Regions from separate parts of the Homo sapiens genome. Here all the other regions are linked to region 3. Evidence: chromatin loops called from intact Hi-C (ENCODE). Cell type or tissue: endothelial cell of umbilical vein. All regions are shown on one strand. Region 1 has its middle 16 kb from the start of PDC. Region 2 overlaps PLA2G4A (phospholipase A2 group IVA). Region 3 overlaps ODR4 (odr-4 GPCR localization factor homolog). Region 4 has its middle 22 kb from the start of PDC. Region 5 has its middle 75 kb from the start of PTGS2.

Region 1 (4,000 bases), 72 kb after region 3:
CAGGACCTCAAATAACTTCATTCCATTCAATGTCATTTCGTAACAATATTGATGAGATAAAAAAGTAATAATCCCCAGCCAGGGTCACTGTCTGTGTGGAGCTTGCATGTTCTCCATCTGCGTGGGTTTTCTCCAATTACTCCTGTTTCCTTCCACATCACAAAGATGTGCAAGTTAAGTGAATTAACCTGTCTACAAGGTCCCAGTCTGAGTGTGTGTGTGTGTAAGTGTGCCCTGCCATGGGATAGTGTCCTGTCCAGGGATGGTTCCCGCCTTGTGCCCTGAACTGCTGGGAGAGGCTCCAGCCAGCAGCCACCCTGAACAGGAATAATTAGGTAAATAATTATCTTGTTTTTATTAATCTTCTTAAATGCATATATACCTCACACTTATTTAAATATTTAATATGGGAAGTATTTTGGTCTTTTTTTAGAGGTTGGTGATGTTTTTGTGACCAGAAATATGCCATATAACTCATGTTTATATCAATTAGCCTATGGTAAAATCAGTTTTGTTATACATTGTTTTGTTTTGCTTTAAGTCCCAGTTTCCGAAAACCTATCAATGATGTTAAGTGAGGACTTAGTGTAAATTGACACACACAGATTTTGATGGTTGGTTAAGTTTGTATTTCTTCAGCTGGTTAAAAAAAATTAGTGGGGAACTCCTATTTATACACTTAGAGTTCAACATATCCTATTTTTTTCTCTTCCACATACACTCTTCTGAACAGGTTTGTCATTTTGCAACTTTTCAATTTAAATGTTAAATATTTCATCCAAATAAAATATTTTAGGACAGAATATGTAAAAATACCTTGTAGAGTGATTTGCTGAGGATCTTAATTCTCTTTTAGAATAGCTTTAGACTTTAATTATGCTAGGACTGGCCAAAAAATCAGAAATACAAAGCTAAAAAAGATGAAAGAGTAGTGACACAAAAACCTAACAGTTCAAAGCATGTAAGGAGAAAAGCATTTTTTAATGGGTATCTCTGGAGTTTCAAGATAATCACTGAGAAACAGCATTTGAGGTGTCTGACTAAATAATAAAAATAACTTTATGAATAGTTGAAATTTAGGTTTAAATAAAAACTTTGACTCAACTTCAAAAATACTAAATTTGGCAAGAGATGCCTATAATTACTATCATCAGGTGCTGGAGCCCCCAAACCACAATCATGTTAAATTAAACCTCTGAATTCTGTGTTCATATTTCTGCTTCTTTATGTGGTGGAGGAAAGGGATGTCACAGCTAGTTATGGTAAAGCCTAAGTACTTGCTTTCATTGTACACATTTTTATTTCATTGCACAGATCCAACATAAATATTTAAAACTTAAATTATCCTATAGAGGATGAAATTATCAAGTGAACAATTATTTACAGGGACTTTTTTTTTTAAAGTAAGGACCCGACTATATAGGAGACAGTGGTGTCAAATTAGACAAAGAGAATTCCCCAGGAAATGACAGTGCAAATATGTAGATGTAAAGACTGGACGATGTGGCTGACTTGGGAAAAGCTGAAGTTTTAAAATATTTATTGTGTTACCCGTATGACCTTTATTAAAAAACAAGATAATAACATACGCAGAACACATCACCATACAGTCATATGGTATGAAGTTAGTCTACCCCCCAATGATGTCATTGTTGGTTTTCAGACAATTCTAGGAAAAGACTGTGGATTGATAAATGTACACTGTGCCTTCTGGTTTTATGGTAGTGAAATTCAGACTACATAAATTGTAATTTGTCTATGTCTGCTGTTTTAGTTAAATTAAAAGAAGTTGGATTGCCTAGACAATGAGTGTTTTGCTTGAATGAAATTTTTTAAAAGAAGCTAGTATTTATAATGTAATGAATCACAAAAAATGTCCCTTTGTAAAAGAAAATTCCAAAACAACAGTAGATTACAGACTGAGCAAAAACAGCCTGAGTGGTAAAGAGGTCAGACTCCAGAGTCAGACAGATGTGTACTTGAATCCTGGCTATGCTACTCACAGCAGTACAATTTGGAGCAAATTACCTAACCTCCACACCCTGGTTTCCTCATTTGAGAAATAATAATAATAACAACAATAACAGCGCCAACCTAATAGGTGATTTGTGAGAAGTAAATGTGTTGAAACATATGAACAGCATTGCCCAGTGTCTAGCACATTGCTCAAGGAATGATTATTGCTATTGGATCAATTTCATGGTCCAGGTGTCACATAGTCCAGTGCTCTATTTCCAGCAGAGAAGGAGAGGAATGTATTGTGGGATATGATGTTTTTTCCTGCCATCGGCCTTAAAAGCTAAGAAGTCTTGATCTAAAAGGCCATCATTCATAACTTCGTCCAAACAGTTATTAATCCATTCATTTTTTCTATCTATATCAGATATGCTGAAATGTTTTATAAATTTATTAAATTTATGTGTAAATTTAAAACAACACTTCCTTTTGTCTGACACTCAGGCCACTATGCATTGAAAGCACATCTCCTTGCCCTGGGATTTTGTGATATAGGAAATAAGTCTGGGTATAATTTCTATACTATTCACAACTGAGAAAATAATATGAACATGTTACTTTTAATGTCAAAAACTGCAATTACTTTTGCACCAACCTAATATTTCAGCTCCTACTGTGTTTCAGGTACTGTGCTAGGCCTTTTACATGCTGCATTTCACTTATTCTCCAAAATAGTCTTATGAGGTAGGAAATAGTATTCTTTAAACAGAGTTTACATTTATGAATTCTAGCCATAATACCTTTAGGCACCAATGCTCTAGAGTAAAGCTTCTCTATGTTTTCAGTCAGTGTTCATATATAGCCTTTTAATCCACTATAGTTTTTTTGTATTTGACTACCCAGAGATAGACGTTTAAGGCTACGTAATGAATTGGTTGAGGGCAGAAGGTATTAATTATGAAAGACCTTGATTCCTGTCCTGACACCAGACTAGTGTTGGCCTTGGGTAAGTTGCTTAACTTCGTAGGGCATTTGCTACTTTACATGTAAAATTTAGCTACTTCATAGATTTATTTTGGGGATTAAATGACTCAATTAACATAGTGTAAAAGGTGGGAGATAGAGTCTGATATTTAATAAGCACTCATTTAAGGGTAGTCGTTATTTTTAGTGAACATGCAATGAGCTACTTATGGATAAAACACACATACACACACACACACACCCAAAAATCATAGGGGATACCAAGCTAAAAATGACATGCTTACAGTGTTTGGACTTACAATTTAGTAAGAAAACAATATGCATGTGTGAGAAGGGTCCTCTTTTAGGGATATAAACAGGGCTTTGTAAGAGTGTAGGAAGCAGTGATGAATTTTTAGTTTGGGGTGCAGCTTGAATGAAAAGAGGTGGAGAAAATAGTACCTGAACTGGATTTTTAAAAATAAATGCATGCTAGTATTTAGAGAAGGGAGTGAGGATTTTCTAGATGCAGGGAATGATATAACTAAAAGCCCAGAACTATGAAGTACAGTATTCAGGGAAGGGTGACTATTATAGTGTGTGGTGGAACTAGGGAATAGAATTTGTGGAGACATCAATTTAGAAATAAGACTAAAAGATATACCCTAGTTTGTTAACTACCTTGCTAAAGAGTTTTAATCTTACTGCCTTATTGTTTAGAAGATTTCTATGTCAGGAATGTGGAAAGTACATTTGGAAAGGTGAAAGAGTCAGTGAAAACAGTTAAGACATTGTACAGATAGTTTAGTTGAAATATGATGAATCCCTGGACAAGGGTAGTGGCAAAAGCAATGGAACAGAGGAATGAATGAATACAAAAGACACTTCAGAGATAGAAGCCAAAGGGATGAATTAATTAATGACAGTGGTGGGAGAGGGGTGAGGAAGGAGTCAAAGATGATGATATTAGTCACTGAGCATCACTGAGTGATACTATTCACTGAGATCAAACCCTCATGAGGGAGGTTCGGGAACAAAGAGGATTCTGAACATAATGATATGAAGTACATTTGGGTAGCCC
Region 2 (4,000 bases), 570 kb after region 3:
ATGAAATAGAGATGAGATGGGATTGGGAGCCTGCTATGTCAGGGATAGTGAATAATCTAGTCTGTGTTTGTTCGTTCCTCATTATCTCTGCGTTGCCTGTAGGGGAGTATCACTGTACACTGCAGCCACCAAAAATAATTTGTTTCTTGTTGAGCTGTGGTGTCTAATTAGTTTGTCTCAGGTCATCCAGCTAGCAAGTTTTAGGGTGTCTGTCTTAGAGCTGGGCCTTTCACGCTGCACAACCCAGGCCCACAATCGTGCAGCACCTTCCTGCCTTTATCATACTTTTCTATAATATCTATTTATCTTTTCTGTTGATTTATAAACTCCAAATCTTCAAGGACAGCCTATCTCTTATGCTTAGAACATAACTCACTGATAATTGTTGGCTGAATTAACAAATACTCTGAGGAAATTGTCCAGGTGTACTGCAAAGTCTCACCTTGTATTTTTTCCTGGCATTTATCACAGTTTTAAGCACAAAGGGTTATTTGATTGCTATCTCTCGCCCAACAGGCTATAAATCCCATAACAACAAAAACCATGAATGTTTTACTCACTGTTATGTCCCCACTTCTAACATGGAACCTAGTCGACCACTATTGATTGCTGTGGAATGGATCAACGAGATGACAAGAGTAGTTAAAAAGAACTTAAGATTCTAGTGACAGTATCCCCAAAACTTCCCCTTTCCAGGAATTTTCCTCTCTAATGTTCTTATCTCTCTTCCCTTTCTTTATCCTCTTTTGTTTTCCTTACTTTTTTCCTTCCATCTCTTTTCTTCTCTTTACTGGCATTTATTTATTAAACATTTGCATAGCACTTAATATGTAGTAAGCACTGTTTTAAGCACTGTAAAGTATTAATTTATTTAATTCTAATAGCAACCCTATGAGATAGGTATTATTTATATCATCCACATTTTAAATCTGAGATGGAAACATTGACTTAAGAAACATGTCCAAGGCCATGGAGCTTGCATTTGGACTCAGGCATCTGGTCCCAGAATCTGTGCTTCTCCCACTATGATATTCTGCTTCTTATTTATTCTGCTCTCCCTGAAGATGCACATAATGGAAATGAGGTCTCTTCACTGCATCTCTCCATATTGATTTATGTTCTCCAGTTTAAATTTAATTTTGGGGGTGCTTACCCCAGTGAGTTAGCCTGCTTTGGTGCAGAGACAAACCAACCTCGAATCTCCGTAGCTGACTGCGAACACGTATTTCTTGGCCACTTACATGCCAGCAGTCATAAATCACCCGTGGAGGCTCTGTTCTATTTCTCTTCTCATTCTGGCGGGAATGTATAACCAGCTTACCAGGAAGGGAGCTAATACATGGAAACCATCATACAATTTGCCACGACCATTAACTAAGCCCTTGGTACATCTGTACAGTCCTCTCTTGGCCGTTACATGTAATAGCAATGCTCTGAGGCCAAAGGTTCAACTTCTGTTCACAAAAAGAAGACAAAAAGCTGATTCAGAGTAACTCAAATATTTTTGTATACATAAAATGAATGAAGTTTTGGCTGGTACTTTTTAACACTTTGGTGGAGATGATACAGGTAAAAATCCAGTAACAGGATTCTTCTCTGCATCATCAGATTCCTTTTTTACTCCTAAGGGTTAAAAAAACTTTCACATGGTTATAAATTCTCTGAACCCATAATTTTTTTTCTCTAGCAGCTTCTTCAACATAATTTTGCTCAGTTCAGTTTATCAATAATTTTTCAAATGCCTGCTGTGGAGCTAGCCTTGTGCCAAGAATTAACATAACAATAGTGAGTTTGTTTTCAATTTCTTTGAAATTAATGAACTTCCTGAGAACAGGGTCGTGATTCATCCTAGCAAGGAGTACATTGCTGGCACACAGTAGACACCTAGTGAACACTGAATTATGGTCAGACCAACTGAATCAATGAAAACTGAAAATTTCCAAATTCATCTTTCCATCTTTCCCATAGGAACTTCTACTTGCAGAAAAGTGGGCTAAAATGAACAAGCTCCCCTTTCCAAAGATTGATCCTTATGTGTTTGATCGGGAAGGGCTGAAGGAGTGCTATGTCTTTAAACCCAAGAATCCTGATATGGAGAAAGATTGCCCAACCATCATCCACTTTGTTCTGGCCAACATCAACTTCAGAAAGTACAGGGCTCCAGGTAAGTAGGGAGTAAGCTGTATTCCATAAAATAGAAATTAAGTAGGGGACGAAACTGACATTAAACTGTTTCACTCTGTCACTGCTGTACCAGCTATTACACTATTGAATGCTTCCCTTACCTTGATAAATAGATACTATTCTGAGACCTCAAGTACTTCTCCTCTTTCTTACCCCAAGATCCCCTGACTTGCTCACAGTTCAGAAACTGCAAAGTCAACAACCAGTTTAGCAAAAATCTCTGGGACTTTACTTCAATACTTTGAATTATGTTTGTTCTGATTGATTTTTAATCAAATATTTTGACTATCACCCTTGTAAGAAAGCCCTTATTTCAGAAAAATCATGCAAATTTCTGGGAATTTTACGTGACTACAAGATTAACGTAATCTAGCAGTACACAATGGCTAGCAGTTTCAGTTTGCCATGTTGTATTTCACAGAAAACAAGAATCAAGTTTGAGGCATAGTCTTTTTTGTTTTGTTTTATTTTTTTAACCATATCCAGAGGGGTCTCTCGACTCTTGTGTATCCTGGAAAATGTTGATTAACCAAAGGAGATCTAAAGATTTACATGCAGGGTGCTTAAGGCTCCAAAAACCATATTTTAGGACCAGAAAATGTGTTTTCCATTTTATAAATGGAAAGACACAAAAAATAGGGAGGATGAGTAATGGGAATATGCTGAGAAAAATGGTGTTTTTCTAGATTTCTCAGGAAGACAAAGAAAGAATTGATAGGAGTGAAGATTATTGTGAAGCATATAGTTCAGCATAGGAGAAGGTGGAAATCTGACATTTTTAGTTATCAGACACTAGAGCACATGAAACCCAGTGAATTTTCTATCACTGTGAATTCTCAAGGAGAGGCTCACTGAGCAGTTGGCATGTGTAGGGGATTTCCATGGCATAAAGACAGCCACATAATGTTTTAGTTTGGGTTCTCCCAGAAACTAATTCTGAGAAAAGGACTCAAGTGCAAATAGTTTATTTAGATGAGCTGGGGAACACTCTAGTTTATTAGTAAGGAAATGGGGAAGTGGTAAAGGGAAGGAAGGCAGACAACAAAGTTGCATTAGCAAGCCGGCTACCACAATGGGAACTTGATCCGCTGGGAAAGACTACAAAATGGAATAGACCTGTGTCCCACAATCATGCTTCCCACACGCACACCAAAAGGCAGGGGAATGGAGTATTTAGATTCTAACTCCCTAGAGTCTTTGGTTGACCACTGCCTGGGGAACAGTGTTATTTAACAGAATTTCCAGCCTGCTGTGAGTGGGTCAAGCAGGCTTCTACAGTTGCAGGGCAGGATAGAAAGCCCTCCGGCACACAGATGTCAGATATTGGCAGTTGGATGTCATCTGGCCAGAACACACAGACACGATAAAAGTCAGAGATGCTACAGAGTACCTGGCTCTGTGGGGACTCCCACTGCTGTCTTTATGTCTGTATGTTTTATTCCTTGGGTTTTAGAGATATTTTGTAGTTTTCAAAATAACACCCTTTGTGACTCTTCTGGTATTTAGGTGTTCCAAGGGAAACTGAGGAAGAGAAAGAAATCGCTGACTTTGATATTTTTGATGACCCAGAATCACCATTTTCAACCTTCAATTTTCAATATCCAAATCAAGCATTCAAAAGACTACATGATCTTATGCACTTCAATACTCTGAACAACATTGATGTAAGTATCTCCTATGGCCATTGACTATGTCAAATGACTTCCATACCGTATAAATACACCAATACCTCTTTTCAATTAAAAATAAAAAAATAAGTGTTATGAATGACACCACCCAAAATATGCCACTTTACTTTTCATGAAATATTTTGCTA
Region 3 (4,000 bases):
TGATGGAGGAGAACAACTTATGTTAATTGTCTTTAAAATGCCTTAACTTCAATTTTTGGGAAATTTAGCATATTTCAAACAGAAATAAGATGTAAATATATATTCAACACTTTAGTAACAGGATAATTATTCCAACAACATATTAGTTGATCTTAGGTATCAAGATAAAAGAATACATTGTAAGTGTGATAATATAAATAAATGTAAATTCTTTAAAAAAATTTTTTTAATTTTTAACTTTTGTGGATACATAGTAGGTATATATATATATTTATGAGGTATATGAGATGTTTTGTTACAATCATGTGATATAAAATAATCATCATGGAGAATGAGTTATCCATCCCCTGAAGCATAAATAAATGTAAATTCTGATGTTGAATTTATACACCAAATTGTTAGATTTTAGATTTTATCCTCATTTTACTTTGCTTATTTTCTTATATACTGGTAAGATCTTATAGATGCTGTAATATAGTAAAATGTAGAATGTATGCCATAAAATTAACCTGAATTAGAGTATTTTTGCATGCATGAGGAAGTCTGTTAAGGACATAATAACTTTATATATCTGATCTCTAAACTAAACCTAGGCTTTTAATTTTGGCTATCCAGATAAAAGAACTTAGTATTTCATTGTCAGTTTAAAAAAAAAAAAAAACTCCAATTAATCCTTGCACTTGTTGTGATCTTCCTCTTTGATTCCTCTTAAGATACAGCCTAAGCCTTCTTCACTGTTATAAGTCTTCATTTGATCCTGCTCAACTTATTCTCATAGATGACCTACTCATTGTGAAAATGGAGGTCATCAGTTATGAAACCTCTTACCTTTGCCCATCCCCACATCAGTATCCTCTGTACCACTCCACTGTCTTCCCAGAACATTTGTAATCCTGTTTGTCTGTGCCTATGATTCCACTCTCTGAATGGCACTTCTCCTATCCCTTTATGCAGATGTCCTCTTATCCTTTAAGCTTCAACTGTGCTATCACCTATTCTAAAAAAAAATTCTATGAAAAATACATAAATAACTTAAAAGTTTCAGTACTACTCTGATACCAGCTAGGACATTTAACCAATAGAAACCCAATTCTTATTATATTGGCTTAATTTTAAAATTTTTTTATTTGTTTTGACTTTATTCAGATAATGTTGAACTAGATACTATGACATGAGGATATTCCTAAAGGATTCTGCTTTGGAGTGCTTTTTGAGATGTGTCTTTTCCAAAAGATTTCTCCTCCCATTTAAACCTCAGACCAACAGAAAACGAGTCTTACTTAGATACTAAATTGCTAATTTAACTTCTTAATTTGAAAGTTGTAGTGCTTTTTCTTTTTAATGAGTAATTTAAATTTATTGGAACCAGTTATTTAACGTTTGATTTTTTTAGCTTGTTATTTTTCAGATAGACCAAGAATTGATGTAGTTTGAAATGGTTTTAAAATTTTGCATGCCAATTGCACATGCACATTAGAGTCATTTTTGAGTTTTTACTTAATCTGTTTCAAGTAACTGTGGCTCAAAATAAAATAATATAGTCCTAATTTCAATGTGTGGACAATTTTCGTGCTACAGTACAAATTGCAGTAATATTCTTCTACAGCTAGGAGGCAGTCTGGTCAAAGAGTAAAATTTCTCTCCCAGTTCTCATGTGCAAACAAGATAATACACAGAATCTGGAAGGAACACGTAGTTTAAGCCATTGCATTTCCTGTGACACTTAAGGCATTGTTCGTCATCTTCTGTTTGTAATTATGTAAAGTTACCACTAGTTTCTTGACAACGAAGTCTAGGTTACTATTAAAATAAGCCCTAGTTTTCCACTTGATCTTTACATTAGTAACTTTTTAATCATATCTGTTGCTGAAAGAGGTCATTCTTTTCACAAAATTTCTATCTTTCTGATAGTTCATAAGGATCGTAGCATTTAACTAAAAAGTAATTATATATTTACATGCAACAGTGACTATGTTAGAAATTAGGGGAAATAATATATTCCAGTTTGTAAGTATTCACAGAAGAATGAGATATTTGTTATTTATTTAGATTTATTTTTTTCTAAAAATGATTTAAGGCTTTTTACAAAGAAGCATAAGTAAACAAGTGAAAATAAATATTAGTAATAAAGAGTCAAAGGGAAGGTAAAAAAAGAAAGCAAAATGGAGTTGGTAGTGAGATAGGTACACAAAACTGTATGTATGACTAGATGTCCTAAACATGCTTGATATATAGGAAGGGGGCTACATCTAGTAAGATGAAATTCATGGGGAGATTAATACAAAAATGTATTCTATCAGATCCTGTGCACTAGATGTAAGGTGGCCAGTAATTTGGCTCCAAACTTGGATGAAGAAGAGAAAAACCAACTATAAAATGTACAGTGCCTATGAGGCTAAAACAGACAAGAAGGACAATAGTTTCTGACATCAAGGACAAAATTGTCTCTTGAGTGTTCTTCATAGGACAGTGGGTCGTATAAGAATGTGTAATCAACAGCTTTACATTGAAGGCAATGATAAGTTTATTTTATTTTTATTTTTATTTTGAGATGGAGTCTCGCTCTGTTGCCCAGGCTGGAGTGCAGTGGTGCGATCTTGGCTCACCGCAACCTCCACCTCCCGGTTCAAGAAATCCTCCTGCCTCAGCCTCCTGAGTAGCTGGGATTACAGGCACCTGCCACCACGCCTGACTAATTTTTGTATTTTTAGTAGAAACGGGGTTTCACCATGTTGGCCACGTTGGTCTCCAACTCCTGACCTCAAGTGATCTGCCCACCTCAGCCTCCCAAAGTGCTGGGATTACAGGCATGAGCCACCGCGCCTGGAGATAAGTTTATTTTTCATAGGAGTATCATTTAGGTTCCTTGCAAAGACCAGGGGTTTTGAGGTAAAGCAGAATTTGGTAAGAGCAATTTTGTGCCAGATCAACCAGAAAATGAAAAAATATTGACCTTTTAAGCTTTATTTCTATTAGTTTTTGTATGTACTTCTAAAATATGTATCACTGATACCAGTGACAAACCTATCTAAATATTGATAATATTTCTTTTCCTTTTAGATTCTGAAAAAGAGTTCCACGTCCTCCCTTATCGAGTCTTTGTTCCCCTTCCTGGATCCACTGTAATGTTGTGTGATTATAAATTTGACGATGAGTCAGCTGAAGAAATCAGGGACCATTTTATGGAGATGTTGGATCACACAATTCAAATAGAAGATTTGGAAATTGCAGAGGAAACAAACACAGGTCATTATATGATGCTATTTAAGAACCTGGTTAGATTACAGCTAAGATTTTACCTATGAGATGTCTAGTTTAAATATCATGTCTTTAGATTTTTTTTAAAGCTAGTTCTGTTTGACACTTCGAAATATTAACTGAGACATTTTAAAATACATGTTTAATTTCTACATGTCTAGACATACAGTGAGTATTTCCTGGGAAATTGTACCAAAATTTAAGATACTAAGGTATTTTTCAAGCTTAGCAAGTAGATCTTAATAAAACAAGTTCAGGATTAAGTAGGTAAAATTACAAAGCTTTAAGGTATTTCTTTCAATATAAAAGTTTTCTCAAAACTCATTATCTTACTTGGTAAAGCATCATGTCAGAACAGAAGGTTTTAAAACACTAATTTATTAAACATTTTCTCCATATTATTTGCCTTTTTTTTTTCATATACCTTTCATGTAATTGGGATACTAAGCCAAAATGGGCAGTTCCAGAAATTAGATGACTTTTATAGAGCATAGATTTGCTTTACTATCCAGGTTTTGTAACACATTTTTTTTTCCCTAGCCATCACTTTCACATTTGACTTTATACTTTGGAAGACTGTTTGGGTTTTTTGCTTTCTTTTTGTTTCTAGTGAGTTCAGTGTATGAAAACATGTCTATAAATAAATATGTAAGTTCCTTTTCTGATTTCTTAGTTATTCTTTGCATAGTTAATTCTCCCTTCAGGAATAGGGTGTTTGATTCAGAGTGTGCTTGAGATTATA
Region 4 (4,000 bases), 78 kb after region 3:
GCATTAGTATTTTAATACTATTTGATATTTCTATGTGCAGAATTTTTTATTTAAAAAAGTGAGAGTTTTTGTGGTAAAGTCATAAATGTTAAAGTCCTTTGAAAACAAACTTGGTCATTCTGATATTTGCTTTATTTAATCTATAAAGTCTGATAAAATGTTTCCTCTTTATTGGATATTTTTTATATTTTAGTTTCAGTTAAAGAGCCAGTCTTACATGCAGTTCTTCAGCAGCCCAAGTTTATCTTCAACTTCTTTCCACTTTCCCTGTCCATGTTTGGCTTCTCTTGCTAAATGATCTTTTCTTGCCCAGGCTGGGAACTCTTCTCAGCAGTGCTGTATCCTTTGGACCACACCTCTATCCTCCTGTCCATAAATTACTACCTGTAGCTTGACCTCAAGGTCTTATTTACTGCTTTCCTTTTGACATTAAGTATCCTGATTAATTAATCTGTGCTAAGGAACTTGTGATTTATAGTGTCTTATCTCTCCAGATAATGCTGTATTTTGATATTTCAAAATCAAACTACCAGAGACGACATACTGTAAGTAGGAAAAAATGTATTAATGGCAGGAATCCTAGGCTCTAGGGCAAGCGAGTTTGAAAGATCATTTGGAGCCACTGAGAGGTCTTTTGGTGGCTTTGGATCACATATTCTAGGCAATTTCCTACATCATCTAGGGTGGAATTTTGATGCTCTGTTTTTAGTTTTTAACTCCATAGTCAATGAAACTATCATAAAAATTTATGGTCAAAGGAGAATTTTAGCCATTCCCATTTCTTTTGTGAGCCAAAGAACTGTTTATCAAGGAGAGAAGGACCATACTAGAGATTCGCCTGGATTTTTGTTGTATGACACATTTTATCTTACCAAAACAGGCTGTATTCACATTAATAATTATTTTTATTTTTATTTTATTTATCTTCTTCTTCTTTTTTTTTTTTGATACGGAGTTTCACTCTTGTTGCCCAGGCTGGAGTGCAATGGCATGATCTCGGCTCACCTCAACCTTCACCTCTCGGGTTCAAGCAATTCTCCTGCCTCAGCCTCCCAAGTAGCTGGGATAACAGGCTTGCGCCACCATGCCCGGCTAATTTTGTGTTTTTAGTAGAGACGGGGTTTCTCCATGTTGGTCAGGCTGGTCTCAAACTCCCGACCTCAGGTGATCTGCCTGCCTCGGCCTCCCAGAGTGCTGGATTACAGGCATGAGCCACCGCGCCCAGCCACATTCATAATTATTAATAGAGGTCTTTAAATTTAGTCTTAAATGCCATGTTTCTAGAAGGATTTAAAAATGGTAGCACTTGTCAGGTTGTATGACCAAATAGGTAAATTATATATGCCACTGGAGAAATTTCAAGACCTTTTTGGTTATTTGTAAATATTATTATATGCCACCATTCTCTATTAGCATATTAAGTTCCAGAGGAAATAGAACATTTCTGATACTGCCTACTACTAAATTGTAAATGCATGTAAGACCTGTAAATACACAGTATTGTAGATACCTGTACTCATTGAATAGAAGTAAGCTAAGGACATGTGAAAATCACATTGATGTTTTGAGGTCACAGGTAAAAGTTGATTTGAAAATGGTCAGTGAACAGTTGGGGGAGTAGCTAGTCTCGGCTCCTCTGAGTTTTCGGGCTTGGTGGTCTTTGCTAGGATCCCACTCTACTTGCAGTTCACAACGTCTGTCACGTGAGGGCAGCATAATCACATACAGGCCAGCTGTCTGGTTTGACCTTAAGTCAGAAGAACTGATTCCAAAGGAAATCACATAGTAACATGTAAATGCAGTCATTTTTTTCCTTTTATACACATTGCTCAACTGATTAAAATACAATATGAAATATTAGGGAGAAAAATACTTTTAAACATTTTCTGTGATTGAATATCCTTATCAAAAGGATATGTGTGATTTGCATTAGAAAAATAATTTGCAATTATGACTTTTAAAAATTGTGTTTTAAAAGGAACACAGACACAAACACACCCAGAGAGTGAGAGACTCTCTTTCCTGTTTTTTGTGGATGGAACAATACATAGCATTTGAACACTGTTGTTAGGCTTTTTATGCTTCACTCACCATGATATTTTGGGCAAGTTAACATTTCTATGCCTTAGTTTCCTCAACTACATGGGAGTAATCATAGTTTGCATTCATAGGATTGTTAAGGATTAAATGAGATAATGCAGGTAGACCAATTTAAATATACTCTACACATAAGTGCACTATAAATAGTTTGTATTATATTGTCATACACTGCATAATGATGGTTCAGTCAACAACGGATTGCAAATATAACAATAGTCCCCTAAGATTGTAATGGAGGTGAAAACTCCTATCACACAGTAGCATTGTAGCCACCATAACATCTTAGTGTAACACATTACCTTTTCTATATTTAGATATGTTTAGATACACACCTACTTTCTATTGTGTTACAGTTGCCTACAGTATTCAGTAGGGTAATATGCTGTACAGGTTTGTTGCCTAGAGGCAGTAGGCTATACCATATAGCATAGGTGTGTAGTAGGCTAGTACCCGCACAGTATGTACATCTAGGTTTGTGGTAAATCCACCGTTTGATGTTGGCACAGTGACAAAATTGCCTAATGACACATTTCCCAGAACATATCTTCATTGTTAAGGGACACATGAATATTCAAATACTGAATTTTTAAAGTATAGATTTTGAAAAACACCTTCTTCCATGTGGAACTAGGAAACTATCAGAGACCAATGCACAAGACAGAATTGAGTAAGATTCTTAGACTGTATTTTCTGGTATTTTGTCACAAATATTCTGGAAAAAAACATGTTTGAAGGAGCTACTGAAGAGATGAGGAGGGGGAAGTACAAATAGAAAGCTTAAGATTTAGTGCAAATTACAGTAGAGATTTCACATATGCTTTTTGTTTGTTTGTTTGTTTGTTTTTTTGAGACGGAGTCTCACTCTGTCACTGAGGCTGGAGTGCAGTGGCACCGTGTCGGCTCACTGCAACTCCCATCTCCTGGGTTCAAGCAATTCTCCTGCCTCAGCCTCCCAAGTAGCTGGGATTACAGGCGCCCACCACCATGCCCAACTAGTTTTTATATTTTTAGTAGAGATAGTGTTTCACCATGTTGGCCAGGCTGGTCTTGAACTCCTGACCTCAGGTGATCCACCCACCTCGGCCTCCCAAAATGCTGGGATTACAGGTGTGAGCTGCTGCACCTGGCCTCACATGTGCTTTTATGAAAGAATTTTTTCTTCTTAAAGACTTGAACCTTTACTTTTTAGTTGGTAATGGGTTGATGATTCTTTCCTACTTAGGAATTTAATTATTATTCAGGAAAGCAATATCATGGTAAATAAGACCCTGAAGAGATATTTTTAAAAGGAGAAAATTCAGGTTTAGGAAAATCATCTGTTTTCAGTTTGTTCAGGTTTTTACTTGTTAGGACAGAGTGATGACTTCAGGTTTTTCACATGCCAGACCTGCAACTGGAAGTTGGACTCAGCCTTGTTCAGCTTTTAATTCATATGCAGTAAAGCAGTTAGAAAGAACCTAGAGTGCTTAAAAGAGCTTAAACTTTCTGGAGCTAGAAGACCTGCACCCAGGAAGGTGAAACTATCAAGTGCCAAAGTGAACGGGATACAGTTTAGAGGAGGAAGAAGGAAAGGCAAGGTAGAATGATTAGGAGGTATAATTCAAAGTAGGATTTAAATATGCCCTTCAATATTGATTAGGATTTGGAGAGAAGTTGGAGGAAGAAGAATACTTAGGTGAGACAGGCTGGAGTTCATGGCTAAGAATTCCATGTTGATGCTGGAGCTAAGAGAATGAGTGGAATCTATGGGAGAGTTTTAAAAAGTGCAAAAGATCAAACAAGATTGCTGAAGGACTTCTAAGAACAGGGTTGCCTGCTATATAATTTTACAATGATGCCTACTATATAATTTTAAGTCATTTTCATTCCTACAATGTAAGTTTCCTCTGTTGCCCCCAAA
Region 5 (4,000 bases), 200 kb after region 3:
GATTTCTGGTTTTATCTCATTGTGGCCAGAAAAGATACTTGATATAATTTTGACTTTTTTGAATTTACTGAGACTTGTTTTGTGGTCTAACATATGATCTATCCTGAATAATGTTCCACATGCAGTTGAGAAGAATGCATATTCTGTATCAGAAGGAGAAAATGTTCTTAAAATATTACTTAGGTCCATTAGGTGTAGAGTGTAGTTTAACTCAAATTTCTTTTTTTTAAATTTTATTTTATTATTATTACACTTTAAGTTTTAGGGTACATGTGCATTGATTTTCTGTTTGGATAATCTGTTCATCATTGAAAGTGGGTTGTTAAAGTCCCCTACTATTATTGTATTATAGTCTATTTCTCTCCTTAGATCTATTAATAATTACTTTACATATTTGGGTGGTCTGATATTGGTTGCATATATATTTACTACTGTTTATGTAATGAACTTCTTTGTCTTTTTTTACAGGTTTTGCCTTAAAACCTATTTTATCTAAGTATAGGTAGCTCTGCTTTTTTCTTTTTTGGCTTCCATTTTTGCACAGAAAATCTTTTTTCATCCCTTTACTTCCAGTCTATGTGTGTGTGTATATATGAGGTGAGCTTCTCATAGAAAGTATATAGTTGGGTATTGTTTCCTAATCCACTTAACCAGTCTATGTCTTTTAATTGGAGAATTTATTGCATTTATATTCAATGTTATTATTGATAATAAGGACTTACTACTGCCATTTTGTTACTTGTTTTCTCTTTGTTTTGTAACTTTTCCCTTCTTCCACTCTCACTGTTTTCCTTTGTGGTTAAGTGATTTTCTCTGGTAGTATGTTTTAATTGCTTATTTTTATTTTTAGGATATTTATTATAAATTGTTGCTTTATGGTTACCACGAGGCCTATAAAATCATCTTATAGTTATAACAAGTTTTTTATCAGCAGATAACTACTTCACTTTGATCATAAAGTAAAGAAAAGAAGCAAACACAAAGAAAAACTTAAAAACTTTGCACTTTAACTCCACCTCCCCATATTTTGGCTTTTTATTCTCTCGGTTTACATCTTTTCATAACTGCATCTTTCTTAACAAAATTTTGTTGTTATTATTGTTTTGATAGCTTTGTCTGTTAGTCTTCATACTAAAGATATGAGTGATTAACACACCACAATTACAGTATTAGAATATTCTGAATTTGTCTCTATACTAACTTTTACCAGTGAATTTTATATCTTCTGATGTTTTCCTGTTGCATGTTAGCTTCCTTTCAGACTGAAGAACTCCCTTCAGTATTTCTTGTAAGACTGGTCTGGTGGTAAGTCATATCCTCAACTATTATTTATCTCAGAAAGTCTTTATCTATTTTTCATGTTTGAAGGCTAGCTTGCTAGATACAGTATTATCATTTGGCAGTTTTCTTCATTAAGCACTTTGAATATATTATCTCACTCCTTCCTGGGTATGATTTCTGCTGAGAAGTCTGTTGCCCAATGAACTTGAGCTTTTTCATATGATGTTGCTTCTTTTTTATTGCTGATTTTAGAATTCTCTCTTTGACCTTGACCTTTGAGTGTTTGTTTATTATATGCCTTGGTGTAGTCTTATTTGGGTTGAATCTATTTTATAATCCTTTATAATCCTTGACAATCCTTGACTTTTCTGTACTTGCATATTTATATTTTTCTCTAGGTTTGGAAAGTGTTACTGTATTATCTCTTTGAATAAGCTTTCTACCTTTTGCCTCCTTCTCAATTCCCTCTTAAATGCCAATGACCCTTAGGTTTGCTCTTTTGAAGCTGTTTTCTAGACCTCGTAGGCATATTTCATTTTTTAAAAATTATTTTTTCTTTTTTCTTCCCTGTGTGTTTTTAAATACCCTATCTTCAAGCTCACTGAACCTTTCTTCCACTTGATAAATTCTGCTGCTGAGACCTTCCAATGAATTTTTCAGTTCAGCCAAAGTATTTCTGAGTTCTAGGATTTCTGTTCTTATTAAAAATTATTCTAATCTCTTTGTTAAATTTCTATGATAAATTTCTGAATTGTTTTTCTCTGTTATCTTGGAGTTCACGGAGTTTCCTCAAAATTACCATATTGAATTCCTGATTTGAGAGCCCACACCATTGCTCCATTGCCTATCACCGGATCTTTGCTTTGTCCATTTGGGGAGGTCATGGTTTCCTGTTTGCTGTTGTTTCTTACGGATTTACATTTCTGTCTTTGCACTAAAGGTTTAGCTATTGATTCCAGTCTTCACTGTCTGGATTGCTTTGGTCTTTCTAGGCTATGCATGTTTAGAGGTTCTGTGTGGTTTGCATGTTGAGTTCCCTTAGCCCCGGACTGCTGCCTCCTTTTTGGCACTAGATGGTGCCCTAAGTCCAAGTTTGCCACAGCTCTCAAAAAAGTTTGGAGAACTGCCTGTGTCAGATGGGGGGCTGTGTGGCAGGAGGAGTCCCAAAGGAGATTCCTTGGTTGTGTGTGGAGGCTGGGTAGAGTTTTGTGTCCTGAGGACCCATGAAGAATGCCTCCTAGAGCCCGGTGCTGCTGAACTGCTCTTCTGGTTTGGTGTCTCTTTTTGCTGAGCTGAAGAGCAGCCCTACATTTTGCACCCTGGGATTGCTATCCCTTCTCCACTCTCTCTCTCTCTCTCTCTTTTTTTTTTTTTTTCAGTCTAGCCGCCTTTAGGATATTTCTCTCTACAGGCACTTGTGATGCTTCTTGAGTTGAGGCAGAAATGGCAGTCCTGCTAAGAAACCCAAGATGGTGGGGAAGCCTGCTGTCTTGCCTGCCTTGATCTCACTTTTTCCATTGGTGAAACCCTAAGTCTAGGGGGACTTTTCCATGTAGTGCCTGGCAACTTAGGTAGGGGAGGCATATCAAAGAAACTGAAGTTCATTTCTCTTACTTTCTGCTTGTAGTTTTTCACTTTTCTGTGGTCTCAAAAATCATCAAAAGGCCCAGTTCTTGGTTACTGGTGATGATAATCTAGGTACTGGATAGTTGTTTTTGGTTTTCTGTGGGGAACACTGAAGCTAGATTATTTCTATTCTCCCATTTTGACGACATCACTCTTGAGAATACAACTGTCATTTATTAAGCCAGACATTAATGAGATTTACAAAATGCATCACAATGCCTCTCCTCTCACTAAGCTTACTTTCTTTCTTTCTTTTTCTTTCTCTCTCTTTTTCTCTCCTTCCTTCCTTCCTTCCTCCCTCCCTCTCTCTTTCCCTCTTTCTTTTCTTTTTCTCTTTCCTTACTATGGTCTAGCCTAGCACTTCTGGCCTCAAGCAATCCTCCCACCTTGACCTCCCAAAGTGCTGGGATTATAGGCATGAACCACCACATCCAGCCTTACTAAACATTTTTTGTTTAGGTAAATGCTTTTAATAAAATATAGTATTTTAAAAATATGTTATTTATACAAACATGCAATAAATGTATTATTTTTATTTTAAATGAATTAGAAAATATATTTTAAATATTTCATTTTAATTTCTAGTATAGTAAATATATATACACAAGTTTGTGTGAGTGCATCCCACATAAGCAAAAGCATTTTAAAATGTATTCAATAATTTTTAAGAGTGTAAAAAAGCCCTTAGACCAAATTTTGAGAACTACTGATATACTTCATAAATTTTACATGCATTGTTTCAATTTAACCTCAAAAAACAGATTTGTGAAATAAACAGGTCTAATCTTATATCTCATTCTGAGTTGTTTAATGCTTTATCCTCAGTGCTTGAACAGCGCCTGTATATTCTAACTGCTCAATAATATTTGTCGAAAGAACAAATATAAGGAAACCAAGATAAAAACAAAAGTTATTGAGATGTGTTTCACAACATGAATACCCTTAACACTATTGAAATGTACACTTTAAAATGGTTAAGATACAAAATTATATGTCTATTTTTTAACCACAAATTAAAAAAAAAAAAGAAAAGAAAGATATTGGGTAAGGTTAGAGTTGAGAAGACTTTTCACCTTGTGTGATATGTGGAGAT

What was found. Peaks named below come from ENCODE experiments on the same cell type or tissue, not always from the same donor. Only the 100,000 strongest peaks of a DNase experiment are listed, where the experiment ranks them.
Region 1: it touches region 3 in a loop (6-fold over the local background); 10 of 110 quality-filtered maps call a loop at or near these places.
Region 2: it touches region 3 in a loop (6-fold over the local background); 55 of 110 quality-filtered maps call a loop at or near these places.
Region 4: a loop joins it to region 3, with 8 times the contacts of the local background. A loop is called at or near these places in 10 of 110 quality-filtered maps.
Region 5: a loop joins it to region 3, with 11 times the contacts of the local background. A loop is called at or near these places in 9 of 110 quality-filtered maps.

Annotation. Positions count from the first base shown.
Region 1 is chr1:186,474,908-186,478,907 of GRCh38, forward strand. No RefSeq gene overlaps it. Among named protein-coding and RNA genes, the nearest start is that of PDC, 16 kb to the left of the region's middle. In endothelial cell of umbilical vein, no CTCF peak of the experiment used is centred here; a DNase peak (open chromatin) is centred at 1,644; H3K27ac peaks cover 2,740 bases.
Region 2 is chr1:186,975,625-186,979,624 of GRCh38, forward strand. It overlaps PLA2G4A (phospholipase A2 group IVA), which reads left to right. Exons shown (of 18, transcript NM_024420.3): 16 at 1,969-2,164; 17 at 3,691-3,848. Among named protein-coding and RNA genes, the nearest start is that of LINC01036, 120 kb to the right of the region's middle. In endothelial cell of umbilical vein, no CTCF peak of the experiment used is centred here; a DNase peak (open chromatin) is centred at 1,837; H3K27ac peaks cover 3,628 bases.
Region 3 is chr1:186,403,023-186,407,022 of GRCh38, forward strand. ODR4 (odr-4 GPCR localization factor homolog) reads left to right here. Exons shown (of 14, transcript NM_017847.6): 12 at 3,061-3,246. Among named protein-coding and RNA genes, the nearest start is that of ODR4, 29 kb to the left of the region's middle. In endothelial cell of umbilical vein, a CTCF peak has its summit at 1,640; a DNase peak (open chromatin) is centred at 1,709; H3K27ac peaks cover 2,281 bases.
Region 4 is chr1:186,481,157-186,485,156 of GRCh38, forward strand. No RefSeq gene overlaps it. Among named protein-coding and RNA genes, the nearest start is that of PDC, 22 kb to the left of the region's middle. In endothelial cell of umbilical vein, a CTCF peak has its summit at 1,709; a DNase peak (open chromatin) is centred at 1,715; H3K27ac peaks cover 333 bases.
Region 5 is chr1:186,603,585-186,607,584 of GRCh38, forward strand. No RefSeq gene overlaps it. Among named protein-coding and RNA genes, the nearest start is that of PTGS2, 75 kb to the right of the region's middle. In endothelial cell of umbilical vein, a CTCF peak has its summit at 2,348 (motif pointing right); a DNase peak (open chromatin) is centred at 2,377.